2 separate regions of the Mus musculus genome follow, and region 2 is linked to region 1. Evidence: chromatin contacts called from ENCODE Hi-C or POLR2A ChIA-PET data. All regions are on one chromosome and are shown on one strand. The core of a region is the stretch at or near the end of the contact, and the rest is flanking DNA. Distances in the headings are between cores, read along the strand shown. Region 1 holds the start of Mrps24 (mitochondrial ribosomal protein S24). Region 2 holds the start of Urgcp (upregulator of cell proliferation).

Evidence for each region. A loop is a pair of places that touch in the nucleus more often than their neighbours do. ChIA-PET counts read pairs that join two places held with the same protein, here RNA polymerase II (POLR2A).
Region 2: a map of heart shows a loop between it and region 1 (2.9-fold over the local background). The contact joins the promoter of Urgcp here to the promoter of Mrps24 in region 1. A Hi-C loop is called at or near these places in 3 of 37 maps with a recorded cell type or tissue (gastrocnemius and heart). POLR2A ChIA-PET finds 5 or more read pairs at or near these places in 4 of 5 experiments (Patski and embryonic stem cell).

The regions. Positions count from the first base shown.
Region 1 is chr11:5,705,776-5,711,529 of GRCm38, forward strand. Mrps24 (mitochondrial ribosomal protein S24) reads right to left here and starts at 1,926. Exons shown (of 4, transcript NM_026080.3): 1 at 1,849-1,926; 2 at 1,712-1,780; 3 at 1,523-1,634. The coding sequence starts at 1,887.
Region 2 is chr11:5,736,661-5,742,609 of GRCm38, forward strand. It overlaps Urgcp (upregulator of cell proliferation), which reads right to left and starts at 4,516. Exons shown (of 6, transcript NM_178623.3): 1 at 4,437-4,516. The coding sequence starts at 4,450.

The DNA.
Region 1 (5,754 bases), core at 676-3,175:
CTACCTCGGCTGGGGGCCTTGTTCTGCCCACCTCCCTGAGTGACCTTGAATGACTTGGAGGTTACAGATAAATTTTAATCATACATTGTAAGCATATGCAAGGGTTGAGGGGTTGAGCAGACAGCAGGGTGGGTATAGTGTCTGCCCTGCAAACCTGAGACGGACCTGAACCTGGAGGCCCAGAGCTCAGGACAGTGGTAACAGCATCTGCAACCCCCACGCTCCCACCGTGAGATGCAGCCAGAGGCAGGACAGTCTCCAGACCTTTGTATGCCAACTACCCTGGCACACAAAGGTGGTGACAAGAAAGAGACCCTGCTTCAAACAAGATGAAGGCAAGGACTGGCCTAAGGCGGTCATACACGGACACCTGCACTCACACGTGAGCATGCACATACAAATGTGGATAGACAATTTATTGTCCGGGAGTCAAAACTCCAGCATCACTGAAAGATAAACAGGCAGGTGACAGGTGCACACCTATACTCGCAGCACTGAGAAAAATGAGGCTGGCGTGTGAGAGTTCCAGCGCAGCCTGAGGTACACTGCCACACTCTCTTAAAGATGGTTCAGCAGGCAAGGGTGCTTGCTTGATCCCTGGGGCCCCATATGGTAGGAGAGGGCTGACTCAGACAAACTGAACACATCCATACATATACACACACAACATGCATACTGAAATGGAAATGAACAAGAAAAATACAAAATAGGAAGTAGGGGGAGAAAAAAAAAGCCTAAAAATACGGGTTCTGTGAGCCATGAAGACTGTAGCACATTCCTGCAGTTTTGTACTTGGGTGAACACCGCATTACATAGGGCACACTCTTCCAGGTCTAGGATCCTATGTAGACTTCACTACCGCATCGCCTCCGGGCTATTACACATCTGTAAATTATGGCTTGCCAAAAAAGCACTGTCAAACCTTGTTTGTAAGCATGCAAATACTGTTCTATGGAGGCTCAAATGAGACTTTAGCAAGAAATATTCAAATTCCTTTCAATATGCAAGAATTCCTTTCTTTCACCATCCTAATATGCCCATCACTCATATGTTCTGTTGTCGGTAACATGTACAGTGTGTGTGCAGGCTTGCTCCCTTGACAGACGCATGGAGAAGACCAGGGGTTAACAGCCAATGTTTTTCCTCTATCACTATTTGCTGCTCGTTTATTTTCTAGCAAAACAGCTGCTCTTCCAAGACTGGCTGGCCAGTGACCCCCAAGAACCAAATATCTCCTTCACCCTCACACCCCTTGAGCTGTGGCACCAAGTGCTCATTTAGGAGCTAGGCTGCACCCTCATGCTAGAGCGGCACAGCATTTAGCAATCTTTCCAGTCCCCTAACTAAATGTGACAGGGTCTCAGTAAGTAACCTTACCTGGCCTTAAACTCAAGATCGGCCTCCCGAGCGCGTTCGCCGTCACGCCCGGCCTCCCACCCAAAAGTTCGGCTCTTTGCCTTGAAGAGTACGTTCAAGAGTGACCCGTGCCACCAGGGTGGCAGTCCTTCCCAGGCGCCCTCACCTGTGTGCAGCGACAGCCAGCCCTTTCGGTGTGCGATGTAGTGCGGGGCGTGCGCCTCCTCGTAGCTCACCGGCTTGTTCCCCTTGGCCACGCGGACTCGCGCCGCCCGATTCTAGGAGCGAAGGTGCGGTCACGGGGAGACCCAGCCCAGCCGCCCTCGCGGCCCCCAGACCCGGCCGCCGCACTCACCTTGGCGCAGACCGCGGAGGTGTGCAGGGTGCGCCAGGCGCCAGGCAGCTCCCGGCTGCAGGCCAGCACCTGCGGAGAGGCGGGGAGTGAGCGGACACCGGATGGCGCCCCAGCCCTCCCGCCCGCGGCCCACTCACCCGCTGCCCTAGCCCGCGCACCGACGCGGACCACGCCATCTTGGGCCGGCGCGACCCGGGACGCGTCAGTGCGCAGCCGCAGGAAGGCGGGGCCTCAGAGCAGGAACTAACGGGAACACGGGCGGGGGCGGGGCGTGGCGAGGGAGAGGGCGTGGCGTGGGTCGGAGTGTGGGACGTCCTGCAATTTTCCTGATACTGTCAGCTAGTCCTTGGTCGGACCTGGTGTTGGGTTTTAAATGCGAAAATTTGGTGATATAAAACTGAGGTGTGGGGCTGGTGAGATGGCTCAGTGGGTTAGAGCACCCGACTGCTCTTCCGAAGGTCCAGAGTTCAAATCCCAGCAACCACATGGTGGCTCACAACCATCCCTAACGAGATCTGACTCCCTCTTCTGGAGTGTCTGAAGACAGCTACAATGTACTTACATATAATAAATAAATAAATCTTTAAAAAAAAAAAAAAAAAAAAAAAAAAAAAACAAAACTGAGGTGTAGCTGGACATGGTGGCGCACGCCTTTAATCCCCGCACTCGGGTGGCCGAGGCAGGTGGGTCTCTGAATTCCAGCCTAGTCCGGTCTACAAAGCGAGTTCCTGGAGAGTCTGAGTTACAGAGAGAAACCCGTTCTGGCAAAACAGAACAAACAAACAAAAGCCATGAAGTTTTTATCCTCATAGAGAGGTGGTAGAAACAGCTTCAATGTCCTCTAGAGAATTGAAGAGAAAACGCGCCGGCCCTCAGGCCCCGCTGTTCCGTGCTTGTGCTCCTACCTGAGACCGCGTACTCTCCAGGAATATCCAATATGACAGCGTCAGCCTCCTTTGGGCTGGGAATAGTCATTTGCCTTCATGCTGAGCAGATCCCAGAAAAGGGGTTGCTGGGTTGGCTCCTAATCATTTAAAGTAAAGAGGCAGTGTGTTGAGGGTCTATTTCTGCGGTGGAGCCACCCAAGGAAGAAAATTTTAAATGGCAAGGAAATTTATGAGGCTAGAGCAATGTCGTTGTAATTATTATTGAGTAATTATTAATGGCAAGGGGGGAATAGAATCGTGAAGAACTCACTCTACTAAAGAAAGCACATGGACTCTAGAGTCTGACTCTCATTATAACAAAATATTGAATGAAGGGATTTTTTGTTTTGCTTTGGTTTTTTGTTTTGGGGGACTGTTTTGTTTTGTTTGTTTTTGTTTTTGAGACAAGGGCTCTCTGTGTAACAAATTCTGGACTCAATTTATAGACCAGGCTGGCCTCAAAGTCACAAAGATCCACCTTTTCTGCCTCTGAAGTGCTGGGATGAGGGGTGTGCCACCACACCTGGCTGGGAACTCCTTCAAAGCATCCATGGGAGTGGACACTTACACTCTAATGTCAGTGCTTGGAAGGCAGAGGCAGATGGATCTTTTATCAGTTCAAGGTCTACATATGGAGCTCCAGGCTCCAAGGCTACAGAGTAAATAAACCCTGTCTCAAAATAAAAGACCATGACCAGGAACTAACTGGTCATTCTTAGAAATAAGTCAACTCCTAGACAAATGCGTACAGGTTCTCTGGATAAAATTGTCATTCTTCCCTTGTTCACGGAGAGGGCGTTGCTTTGGAAATAACCCCAGTGCTTCCTGCCTGCGGCAGGCAATACTGTTTTCAAGACAAGATCTGATGGATCCCAAACTGACCTAGAAGTGTACCACAAACTAACTTTGAACTCCTGATGCTCTGATCTGCTGAGGTATGTGCCACCTTGTCTGCCATAGGTCATCAGTCTTTCTCCACTCGTGTCTTGGCTAGATTTGCTTTGATTTTGCACTTACCAAGAGGCAAACCTGTTATATTTGTACAGTTGAGCGCTGGTTCCATTATCCATTATGTAGACATGAAACATCTCACCCACAGAGCTAATGAGATAGCTCAGCTGATAAAGAACTTGCTGCCCAAGCCTGTTGCCTGAGTTCTGTCCCCAGAGCCCTTGTAAAGGTGGAAGGAGAGGACCACCCTATGATGGTTTAAATGAGAATGACCCCATCAGGCTCCAGATGGAGAAGCTCTCTCTCTCTCTCTCTCACTCACACACACACACACACACACACACACACACACACACACCTTAAGGAAAGTAACCACTTCTTATAGCTATTAGGATGAAGGCATTTAATAGTCAGGCATGGTGACTCACTCCTATAATCCTATAAGCACTTGGGAGGCTGAGGCAGGAGGACTGCTTTGAGTTCAAGGCCAGGCAGAACTACAGAGTTCCAGGCTATACTGACTTATTGAGAGACCCTGTCTCAAAAAACAAAAAACAGAAGACAGCAATTAAGGAATGGCAGCGGGTCTATCAGCCTGAATGGTGCAAAGTTGCTGACTTTGGCTGTATGGGATATGCGTGGGTGAGCTACTGGTATTTGCACTCCATGTTTCCTGAGGGAGAAATATTAGACTTATAGAGGGAAATGGAAACAGGGCTGCTAGCTGGTTGGTGCCTGCACAGACAGCAAGGCCGAGGCCTCCACTTATGTTTCTAAAGTCAAATTCCTTTGGCCACGTGAATCTGGGTCCTTCCTCTGGACCTCAACGGGAATGTTCTATTTTTAATTTTTAGACTACAGCCTCCAACTGTTCCAAATTGTCGATAACTTATAGAGATGTGACCTTTTCAAAATCCATAGTTTTTTACAAATGTAAAGTCTTTTACTTTTCCCCAAATAATCCTTTTAAGCTATTTTTAAATTTCTCATAAAATATTACAATTTTATAGTTTGACAAATTACATAAATTTGCTCTATCGTGGAAAGAGATGTGGTCCTGCAGCATCTGAACTATCCAGGTCGAAACTTGAACCCACTTCCTAGCTGTGCAAAAGCAATGTCAACCTCCCTGTGTCCAGGCCCCCTCATCTGTAAAATGGGGACAGTAATGGTTTCTGGGGATGAGGGTGTAGCTTGGTGTTAGGGCACAAGCATACGGCTTTGGGCACCATCCATGACAACTCGCACCTTATCACCACAGAGAAGTTACACGCCTTCTGTGTTTGTTTGGCTGCTTGGTGGGGTCTTACTGTTTCTTTCACTTGGTTTTGCTTTATTGGACCTCTGAAGCAGAGAGTAGGAAGAACAGACCCTTTGGCTGCTCTTGAACCTCATAAAGGTGATGTGACAAAGTCATACATTCTCCTCCCACAGTAGGAGCTGGCTACATGAGCCGGCATGAAGACTGTGCTTGGAGTTTGTTCCCCCTCCCCAGGCATCAGGCATTAGCACAATCAAATGTGTTCTCTCTAGTCAAGCCATGATGCTGGGGGGGGGGTGGCTCTTCCTCAGTCACCCCTCACCATATTCACTTAAGCATGGTCTCTGAGAACCTCTACAGAGCTCATAAATTCAGTTAGTCTAGCTGGCCAGTTTGCTTCAGAGGTCCTGTCTCCTCTTTTTTTTTGTTTTTGTTTTTTTCCAGACTGTACAGCTCTGACTAGCCTGGCATGTGCTACAAAAACCACCCGCCTCTGCCTCCCAAGTGCTGAGATTAAAGGCGTGCATGCATGGCCACAGGCAGGCCTGTCTCCCTCCCCTAAGCGATGCGATTACAGGTCTTTATGTGCATAGTAGGCTTCCCAATTCTGATCCTCACACACAGCCATTCCCCCAGCCCAGCCAGGGAAAGTTCCACTTTTAACATTTACTTTTGTCTATGTGTGTCTGTGATTCTAGGCCAGATGTGTGCACGCGCCTGTGGAAGCCAGAAGAGGGTCCTTTGCAAGAGCAATGTGCTCTAACCCCGAGCCATTCCCCAGCTCCACGGGAACTTTTTAAAGGGAGACATTTTTCCTACAGCGTGCACTTGTTTCAATGCACTGTTCCTTCATGCTAAGGCAGTATCACCACTGCCTTATCCCATCCCGTCATTATAGATGAGAC
Region 2 (5,949 bases), core at 3,266-5,765, 33 kb after region 1:
AAGACATTGTTGGCCAAATTAAACGAGTACAAAACAATATAACAATATGACCACTCTCAAGCTTCTAAAAGAAAAACAGAAGACATTGTTGGCCAAATTAAACGAGTACAAAACAATATAACAATATGACCACTCTCAAGCTTCTATGTACTGACAGACCGAACGGCAGGCTTGAGTGGCATAGGCCTATATTCCTAGTTGTTCCAGACCTGATACAGGAGGATCACAAGTTCAAGGCTAGCCTGAACCATGTAGTGAGACTCTTCTCAAAAAAAAAGGTAAAAAAAATCTCAGTAAGACCTACTTCAGATATAGAGGACTTACTTAGCTTGTGTGGGTTCAATCCCCAGATACCCCTCCAAAAACAACAGAGGACTAAACACAAAGAGAAGTCTGCAGGGTGCTCCCCAAACTCAGCTGAGGCACAGGGAGACAGGGAAATATCTCATTTCATCTGTAAGACTGTGTAAGTATAAGACTACATAAAATACACACACACCAGGGTTTCACTTTCCAGAGTTTTCGAGTTTTTGTTCCTTGTGACCAACTACAGACTAGAACTCTAAACTGAGAAATAAAAAAATAAAGAATTGCTAAGATTCAAAGTTCATACTGTCCTCAAGAGCACGAAGGTCTCCTGCCTCCGGTCCGTCACACCCAGGACATGACTCATCCCTCCTTCTAACATATCTGTGATGTATGTCAGCAACCTGTTAGTCACTTAAAAATCTGCCTGATTACCGGGTCAACTGTCATACTAACACAGCTTGTATTCCAGTGACTCTTACTTAACTTACAAATGGCCCAAACTATTGTTACTACAGTATACTGTATGAATGTTTCATTTTTATTACTAGTTGTTTATAAATTAAACTTTATCATAGGGTGTGTATATAAGAAAAATGCATACAAAAATTGCTAGAGGCTGGAGAGATGAATCACCAGTTAAGAGCACCTACTGCTCTTGCAGAAGACCTGGGTTCAAGTCCCAGCACCCAGTATTCACAGACATGCATAACTCCCATTGAGAGGATCTGAAGCCCTCTTCTGACTTCCTTAGGCACCAGACACACATGTGGTGCACACAAACACATGCAAGCAAATCATTCATATACATAAATAAATCTTTAAAAAAAAGTTTAAGCCGGGCGTGGTGGAGCACGCCTTTAATCCCAGCACTTGGGAGGCAGAGGCAGGTGGATTTCTGAGTTCGAGGCCAGTCTGGTCTACAGAGTGAGTTCCAGGACAGCCGGGGCTACACAGAGAAACCCTGCCTCGAAAAACCAAAAAAAAAAAAAAAAAAAAAAAAAAAAAAAAAAAAAAAAGTTTAAAGGTTTGCTGTATTAGCTGGCTATGTTAGTGCTTATCCAAGTACTAGGGAGATAGAGGCAAGAGAATCAGGACTTCAAGGTCACCCTCAGCTGCAGTGAGTTTGAGGCCTGCCCAGTCTACAAGAGACCCGGAGACCCTGTCTCAAATCCTTTGATGTTAGCCAGTTTCGGATACTTGCTGGGTGTCTTAGAAGAAACCCTCTCAAGATAACAGGAAAAGCAACACTAGTATTTTAGTATTTTAAGAGAGACGGTCTTACAGAAAATGTGAAAGGTGTTTGTGTGCAAACCTGGCTCCCTGAGTTCTATTCCAGAGCTCCCATAAAGGCAGAAGGAAAGAATTTGCTCTGTAAGGTTTCCTTTAACTTCCACGCTACCCCATCACACACACAGTCTAGGAGTCTAGGATGGCCTGCGACCCTGCTAAGAATGAGAATGCTTTTGAGCACAGGGAGAAAGAAGGCCAGCGATCCCAGCATTCCAGAGACCAAAGCTGGAGGATCATGAATTCAAGGCCTGACTGGGTGACATAGTCATACCTTGTCTTGAGCCCAACAATAGCTAGATTTTGTTTCCAGGACCATAAACATCACCCTAACACTGCATACAATATTTCAAAGAACAGAGAAACTCCTAGAAACCTACATGTGAATTGTGAATCAACAGTTAAGTCCACAGAAATAGCCATGAAAATGCAGAATCTGTATTGAGATGAGCAGAGATGGCTGACAGAGGAAACCCAAACTATCAAAGAGAAGGCTAAACAGGAAGATCTCTGTAGGTGGGAGTGAGAGCAAGGCTGGCAGGCATCTCCCTGCCTTTCCTCTGGGCAGCGGGCAATCGTAAGTGCTGTTAGAACCGACAGTAACATTCCAGAGTTCATTTTTATTTTAAGACAGGTTCTCATGCATTCCAAGCTGACGTCTTCTAACAGAGGATGGTGCTGACCATCTGATCACCTGGCCTCTACTCCAGAGTGCTAGAATTACAGCCTAGTTTATGTGGTGCTGAGGACTGAACTAAAGTGCTTCTGGTTAGGCCACCTGTAAAGGGTGGGACCTGCTCAGAAGGGGCCAGATGGACAGATGGACTGTGTCGCGTCCTCTCCTCTACAATGCTTACCAGATTCCCCCAGAGACAGCTGTGGTGAGGCCGACTGGAGATGCCCTTTAGTGGTAGGCAAAGAGTCCACGGTCCCTGCCTTCTCTTCTATTTATTTAGCTCAAGACACAGTGGATTATGGGTCATCTCTCAAACACATCTTTTCTTTCTTTGACACTATGCCTAGCACATCTGTAAGGTACTCAAAACAAGTTAAGAGTTTTTTTTTTCTTTCCTCTCTAGTTCTATCATAGATCACTGACACTGCTACTTAGCAAAAAAAAAAAAAAAAAAAAAAAAAAAAAAAAAAATCAAATGTAGAGACACCCCTCCCCAGAACAGCTCCTTCCATTTCTGCCATGTATTGATCTATATTTGCTCTCTAAAACACCTAATATAGTAGTGTATGCATATCAAAGTAAGCATAGATTTCTCCTTAAATGGAGTATACTAAAAGTTTTGTGACCTCAGTTTTGTTAATAGACACCCCTTAGGAAATTACAGATTACTATTAATATTACAAATTAATTGGATCACTCACAACTAGAATCGCAAATATTAATACCACCTATATATACAGACCATGGTTCAGGCATTACACTATTCTGTTATCAGACAATACCATAATTCTGTGGGTCCAGGCACACAGAATTATTAATCCTAGGAGATCCTCCTCCAACCCCTGTCTACAAAGCAGTGTGTTTAGACACAAAATGTACTAAGCTGTCTTACAAGCCTAATGGCAGCTGCCACAGGCTCAAACACTGCCTTACACTTTCCTATGAGGCTGGGCAAGAATGTAGAGGGACCTTGGCCCTCTGGGTCCAAAGCCTGGCCTGCCCAGGATGGATCACAGTTTATTCTCCTTATGAGCTCAAAGTACTGGATACCCAGCTGGCATTGAAAAAGGCCTGGTCTCAGAAGTGCCTGCTTGCCCTCGAGCCTAGAAAGGCATTAGGCAGGTGGAAATTGCCCATGATCTGACTGGCGCCTGCAGGCCTGGATCAAGTTCAGATTGCTTCATTCACCTTCATTCAGACCACTGTACCGAGCCAAATCACTCCCTAGCATAGTGAAGTCTGCCTTTGTGGGAGAGCTAACTTCTACATGCTTCCCCCAGAAGTCCTCCTGCACCTGTAAGTCTTCTAACTGCAATGATACACAGCGTGGGCTGCTACCAGTACTACTGGGTCTGAGACCCTCTGAATGATGGCGTACAGTCAAAAAGATGTTTACCACCTATAGCGATGACCTTGAGACCCATTTTCCTTTCTGTGACATAAAAGCATTAGTCCAATCATGTCATTTCAGATCTCATAACCAGTAAAATCAAATCAAACGGTAGTAATGAACTGTTGAGAAAATGAGAAAAAAATACAAACTATGTGTCACTATATAATTTCCTAAGAACACTATTTGGGAGAGAGAACGAGCACTAGGAAAGAGGTAATACCAGAACAAGTGTAGCCATCCCACAGAAGCACCCCCACCCCCACCCCAACACAGGCAGTCTTAGATCCCGAATCCGCTTTTTCACTCTGGACAAGGGTCCAGTCCAGCTGAGCCCCACTTGCCCTGACGTGGGACAGCCTGGGGATGTCCCCTAATGACTGTGAACCCAAGCATCAACTTCCAACGCAAGCAAGTCTAAACGCCAGAAACACACGTCAGGCCTGCTAAGCCGCTCTGCGGCCTCAGCCGAGCCCTAGGACCCCGAGTCCCCTCCCGCAGCTTCCTTGCTGCCCCTCTCCAGAACCCGTTTCTCCGGCCCTGACCGGCCGCTGTCCTGGCTGGTCCTGCCCGCGGCCCTGCCGGGAGACCCTGGCCCGGCTACGACCGCCCAAGGTCGGCGGGGGAGGCCGCGGGTCGTGGACAGGCACCTGGCGGGACAGAGTCAGCCGGGGTCCGGCCGAGGCCAAGGGGGCGCCGGGTGGTGGACACGCACAGTTCCGCCCGCCCCTCGCCCAACAGGCGCCCCCCGCACACCCGGAGCGCCTCACTCACCCCGGCGACGCCATGAGCGCAGCGGCCTGGGCGCTCCCGCCTCCTCCGCTGCTTGCGCGGCTGCCGCCGGGCGCCGGGGAGGGGCCTGTAGGCCGCCCCCGCCCGCTCCGTTAGGGCGTCGGGCGCCGTGGGCTGAGCTCAGTGGAGGGCAGGCGGGCGCCTGGGGCGAGGGAGAGGACGCCCTGGGCCCAGAGCACTACCTACGGCAGCCACCGGCCAGGCCGGCCCGCTGCCCGGAGGCTGGAACTCACCTGCGGAGCCAGACCTGCCCTGGGGCCACTGACAGCTGCCAGACTGCTGGACACCACCCTCTAGTCCCCGCATTCTGATGTTAATTTCTGTAAGAAACGCACTTTCCTCTACCTCTGGGGTGTACAGTGTTGCTGTTCTAAAGGAAAACAACATCTCTCCTGCTACTAGTTCGCAGCGGGGTGGAGTAATGTTGGCCTCTGAGCTGGTTTCCCACTTTTTTTTTAAGTGTGTATATTAAGCCTTATCTTGTATTACATAGAAATAAAAAGTTTAGAACTTGTGCAGTGGGGTTTCCCAGAATCACCTACAAGCTATGAATATTTAGGCATGTAAAATTTTGAGGCTTGGTTCCAGCCCCTGCTAAATTAGTTTCAAAGACAAATTATATCTTTTAAGAGAAAATACCTAATTTAAAGAAACAAACTCTGGACTATGCAGTGCAAACCACTGCTGGTGGCATTTTTGTGTTATCACATTAAGTTGTTTTTTCAATTTATTTTTTTCATACAGTGCATTTTCCTTTCTGTGACATAAAAGCATTAGTCCAATCATGTCATTTCAGAACTCATAACCAGTAAAATCAAATCAAACGGTAGTAATGAACTGTTGAGAAAATGAGAAAAAAAATACAAACTATGTGTCACTATAATTTCCCTTCCCAGCTCCTCCCCACCTTCCTACCTTCAAGTTCTTTTTCTTTATTTTCATTGAGACAGGTTCTCTGTTTAACACTGTCCTGCCAAGAGCTTGCTGTGTAGACCAGGATGGCCTTGAATTCATGGAGTTCCACCTGCCTGCTTTTTCTCCAGAGTGCTGAGATTAAAAGTGTGCACCACCATGCGGGGCAGGGCCCAACATTGAGATAGTATTCTCTTCACCACTAAGAATATTAAACACCGGGCTGGAGAGATGGCTCAGTGGTTGAGAGCACTGAATGCTCTTCCAGAGGTCCTGAGTTCAAATCCCAGCAACCACATGGTGGCGCCCAACCATCGGTAATGAGATCTGACGCCCTCTCCTGGAGTGTCTGAAGACAGCTACAGTGTATTTACAGATAATAAAATAAATAAATCTTAAAAAAAAAGAATATTAAACACCAAAGAGATTATAAAGCACCGAAGAGATAATTGAACAATTTGCCCATCGACCAGAACACCTAGGCTGGAAACTGGGCTCTGCCTACTTACTAGCTACAGTTGCCCAGATAAGACAGGAGCTCTCCAGGGCCACCACTCCTCATTCTCTTCTTCTCTGAGGGCTA